2 separate regions of the Mus musculus genome follow, and region 2 is linked to region 1. The links are chromatin loops, found by intact Hi-C in ENCODE. Cell type or tissue: left cerebral cortex. All regions are shown on one strand.

Region 1 (2,500 bases):
CTCTCCCACACACCCCAGTTTTTTAAGGTAGCAAATGCAGAAGGAACCAGGGGTCTCTTATGGTAGTTGACCCATCTTCAGAAAAAGCCAGGCGGTAGCCAGAAGTTCATGGAGAGTACTGAGAAATCACTCAATCAGACAAATGTCTTAGTCTTCTGTATCCCCAGCACAGACTCACCTACTGTGATCTCTATTGTGTTCTACATTACTTCTGACTGCTGGAGTACAGAGTTCATAAAGGTTTTAGTTGCAATTATAGCTTTGTGCAAAAAGGTTCATAAAGGTTTTAGGTGCAATTATAGCTTTGTGTAACCACTCCTACTATAGCACAGAAATTTTCAACTTTCAATGGGAAGGTCTGACTCTGCTCTTTGTGGACTCCTCCAGAGGAGGAAGACACTAGACAGCTCTTCCCAAGGTACCTGTACATCACAAAATAGAACCTGCAGATGTCACACACTCAACTAGTGGTTCAGAACTTACTGAGCTCCTGATATTACACAGTTATATACATATATGTGCAAACACACACACCAGGCAATTGTACTCCTTGCTAAATGGGGGTAGGGGGACAGACATAACAAAAGCAAGCCCTTGGGCTGGTGAGATGACTCAGTGGTTAAGAGCGCCGACTGCTCTTCCGAAGGTCCTGAGTACAAATCCCAGCAACCACATGGTGGCTCACAACCACCCATAATGAGATCTGCCACCCTCTTCTGGTGTGTCTGAAGTCAGCTACAGTGTACTTACATGTAATAAGTAAATAAATAAATCTAATAAAAAAAAAAAAAGCAAGCCCTTTCAATTCCCCGGAGCTTCAACAACACTTAGAAGGTAAAGAAAGGACAGAGTTGAGGGGGTCCTTGGGACATCTAATTTGCTTAACCTGGTTAAGCAGCAGCTTTGGGCATGTTACCAAACATAGGCTTACCCCTTGCACAACCGGTACTTGCTAATCCATTCACAAACTAAGTACTAAGAGGGTTTCCCATATACACCTGCCAATCATTTCCATCATGGAAACAGATAAATGACACTAAAAGTTCTTCAAAGTGACGTTTGGGCATGTGGAAAAAGTTACATGGCAACACTTGAGAAATTAGCAAGAGGATCCCTGCAGTCAGTACCCCTCTCCCAATTCTAGTTCTGTTTACTGTTGATATTTGTGGTCCAGCCAGACCTACTCTGAACTAGGAAGCTGATACCCTGCAGAACATGTGGAGTTATTCTGACATTTTTATTCATCTAAGTCAAATCATTTGAAAGTGTTTGGAAGGTGTGAGCAGCAGACATGATCTGGACCCTACTCATGGGCAGCATACACCACCCTATTCAGGCCTCAACCTTGTGTCCTGTTCATTCCAAGACTAAGGCAGTGAGCCACCTGGTGGATGCTGTCTGACCTGCAGCTGAGAAAAATGGATGGAAGTGTATGTGGAAGCTGGCTAGATTTTGCAAAAGTGCTCTGTCCCTACAAGTCCCCAGACTTTGCTAAAGGCTTAGAGGCAGTAGAGAAAATGGAACCGCTTGAGTTAAACTGTAGTCTGGTTCTGGGTCTCCCACAAATGCCAGCTTGGGCAGAGCCCACCCACCCTCATTATGAACCTCATTTGAAGAGCATAGCAGGGGAGAGGTGTGCTTTCTCTGCACATTCACTTTCCAGCATCCGGCTTCTGTTCTCAAGCCTTTACACAGCTACCAGCTACTTCTGAGCTGCCAGAATGAGTGTTAAGTCCTTGTCTTTCCTAGACCTTACTCTCCATCTACTGCATACACTCCAAACACCTTTAACCTATTCTCTCTGGAGTTTGAGAGATGGCTTAGCACCAGCTAAGTAAGCTAAGTAAGGGCTGCTCTTCCAAAGAACCTAGTTTAGATCTTCAGCACCCCGTGGCTGACAACCACCCGGAACTCTAGTTCTCAGGGATCCGATGACCTCTTCTAGCCTTACTAGGCATGGCAAACATATATGCAGGCAAAACACCATATATATAACATTTTAATTAAAAATAAATAAAACCATTCTATCTTGTATCTTCCTGCTCTTCAGATTATTCACTAACTTTTTTTTTGTTTTTCGAGACAGGGTTTCTCTGTGTAGCCTTGGCTGTCCTGGAACTCACTTTGTAGACCAGGCTGGCCTTGAACTCAGAAATCCACTTGCCTCTGCCTCCTGAGTGCTGGGATTAAAGGCGTGCTCCACCACGCCCGGTTTATTCACTAACTTTTTAAATGGCTTCCCCTTCCTCTCTGAGGGACTGCTTGTCTGCCTAACAATATATACTCTGTACTCATCATTTGCAAGGCTGTCTTCTCAGCTTTAGGCCTTCATTCCTGCCTACCTGCCTACCTGGCATCTCTTGCCTTTTCATACAACAGGAACATCGAACACACCAAACCCAAGCCTGAACTCATCACTTTTCCAACCCAATTCTCCCAAAATTCCTCATCAGCTACAAGGCCTGAACAAAAAGCTAGGTACCACTCTAATATAGCCTTC
Region 2 (2,500 bases), 170 kb before region 1:
GGAAACCGCCCCTCTTGCTGTTAAGGGCTCATATGGAAGGTCAGAATCAAGGTCTCAGAATTCCCAAGGATAGAGGAAGTCCCGAGATATGGCTGACTCTGGACATGCCTTAGAGAACACAGGACAAATGACCAGGGTAAGGGAGGGCAGGCAGTAGGACCCAACCGACCTGTTTCTGGTTGTAGTTGACAGCCAACCGCAGTCTTGCCAGGTTGGGGATGCCCTCCTCAAAGGCCTGACCCAGGCCCTCAGCCTCAGGCTCAGTCTCACTATCCTCACCCAGGTCATTGAGCACTGCGGTGACCTCACTCTGATTTCGGCACATGCCCAGCAACTCGAAGCCATAGTCCTGGCAGAGAGACTCCAGGGCAATGTACTGAGGCTGTAAGAAAAGTGTTGTGTGCCATCAGACCAACCTGCCCCTGCTCCTGCTCCTCCCCTTTCCCGGAACCGTGGGCCAGGGTTAGCTCTGACATCACCGGGTCTATTCCATTCCCCTGCTACCTCATCGGTCCTGTGTCACCTTCACTTAACTGATGTTATCCCCACCGCATCACTAAGACACTACAGCCCAAACCTAACACGTTTGTCTGCTCCTCGGATTTCCTCTTCTAATCGCTGACTCCTGTCCCACTACAACTCCGACTTCCTATACTTTATTTAAACAGTTATTGTATGTGATAAGTATGCAGGTACACATACCATAGCACGCATGTGCTGGTCAGACAACTTTGTTGAATTGGTTCTCTTTCTACTTTTATTTGGGTCCTAGGATTGAGCTCAGGTAGCCAGGCTTGAGCAGCAGCAGCAGCGGCAGCGGCAGCAACGGCAACGGCAACGGCAACGGCAGCGGCATCTCTCCCTGCCAAGCCACCTCACTGCCCTACCTCTTACACTTGTGCTCATTTTGTTGACTTTTTCCGCCCTGATATGGAACCAGTACCAGCAGTTTAAGGAGATGCAGAAAAGAGTGCGGAGTTCCTAGCTGCATATTTTCCACCCTGTCTTGTTCTACTTGGAGCTTTTTCTCCAGCGAGGTTCTAAGTCAGTCCTTAGCACTCTCCCTCAGACAGGAAACATTTTTAAAAAGTCCTCAGTCTCTGCCTGTAAAGTATGGATGAGAATTCCTGTCCTGCCCACTCCACAAGCTGCTATGAGATGGGAAAAGTCCTTTGAGCACTGCTCTTTCCTGGTGGGGACCTTTCTATTCTCTTGGTTCTCTGGCCCCAACTTGTCCTAGGCTTTCATGAGACCCTCATAGGTTCCCTACCTAATGACAGTCTTGAGGATGGAGACAGTCTGGCTTGGCACAAAGGGAATGCCAAAGGCTCACTGATGGACAAACAGGAGTGGTGCAATGCCAGGCCTAGACCAGGTACTCCATATATCTTTGGTCCATCCCAGGTCCTCATACTTTTTTTGGGGTAGGGTTGTTGAGGTAAGGTCTCATGTATTCCAGGCTGGCCTAAAACTTACCAAAGATGCTCTTGAGCTCTCTACGACCCAGGTGCTGGGATCGCAGGTGTGACCCACCACACAGTGCTGGGGATGAAAGTCCAGCCCATGCACGGGTGCTCTGCCAACTGAGCTGTCTCCAGCCTCATTATGTACCACTCGCTAGGCCTTCAGCTCCACTTCAACCACCTTCGCTGCTCATCTTCTCTAACCAGTCCCTTCCACAGCCAAGCTTAGACACCTCTTCCCCTAAGAATTTTTCCAAAACACAGAAGCCGCAGGTTGCTCTTTCTTTTCCTGTTTTCTGTGCTTTGCAAGCCCTGTCAGGACCATCCGCAGAGGCGCTGAATAAAGTCCTGGGAACGTCTTGTCCCCCTTTTCATGATCACAAGCTTGAGAGTCCCAACACACAGTACGTATACACTGGGCATCCCTAAGGGGAACACTCACTGAATGTCCCATCTAAGCTGCTTTCTAGTCTTCTCTCTTCCCTTAGATGGATCTAGAGTACCCTAAGGTGGAAGCCACTTATTCCTCACATAAGTGGCTGTCACTGGAATGAAAGTCTGTTCTGGATAAAATCGTTGTTCTTAAAACAAGAGGCTCCATCCCTGCTTGCTGTTTCCCACTTCTCAAACTTCCTACAACAGCCACCACAAAGCCCAATCCTGTCCCAGTGCAACAACAGACACAGGGCACTGAGGGCAGGATGGAGTTAAGAAATGGGGGGGGGGGGTAACAAACCTTAAACTCAGGCTCCTTTCGTGCAAGGCGCCTGAGCTCCCGGCTGAGCTGAAAAGCGGCCAGCATGGCATCCTCACTGGCCAGCGAGAGGTGAGCCCGGCTTGCAATGCCTCGGTAGGTGTTGATTCGGGATAGTGAGAACTTCAGCAGGTCGTATCGGCGGGCATTGCTGCACTCGAGGCAGGCACAGGAAACTGGGTGGGGCCGAGCAATGGTATGGCCCTGGTCCATAAGCAGCTGGGCAATCTCATACAGGTCCTTCTGGCAGGCCAGTGTGAGTGGAGTGACACCAGGGGCAAAG

Evidence for each region. Hi-C counts contacts between places; a loop is a spot of excess contacts. Peaks named below come from ENCODE experiments on the same cell type or tissue, not always from the same donor. Only the 100,000 strongest peaks of a DNase experiment are listed, where the experiment ranks them.
Region 2: a loop joins it to region 1, with 2.9 times the contacts of the local background. A loop is called at or near these places in 24 of 42 quality-filtered maps.

The regions. Positions count from the first base shown.
Region 1 is chr7:101,917,137-101,919,636 of GRCm38, reverse strand. The region is part of intron 2 of Lrrc51 (leucine rich repeat containing 51); the gene reads left to right. Among named protein-coding and RNA genes, the nearest start is that of Lrrc51, 2.8 kb to the left of the region's middle. In left cerebral cortex, a CTCF peak has its summit at 1,372 (motif pointing left); a DNase peak (open chromatin) is centred at 1,383.
Region 2 is chr7:102,084,280-102,086,779 of GRCm38, reverse strand. It overlaps Xntrpc (Xndc1-transient receptor potential cation channel, subfamily C, member 2 readthrough), which reads right to left. Exons shown (of 22, transcript NR_104582.1): 11 at 2,200-2,500; 12 at 170-382. Trpc2 (transient receptor potential cation channel, subfamily C, member 2) reads right to left here. Exons shown (of 13, transcript NM_001109897.2): 2 at 2,200-2,500; 3 at 170-382. Among named protein-coding and RNA genes, the nearest start is that of Trpc2, 2.4 kb to the right of the region's middle. In left cerebral cortex, no CTCF peak of the experiment used is centred here; a DNase peak (open chromatin) is centred at 1,064.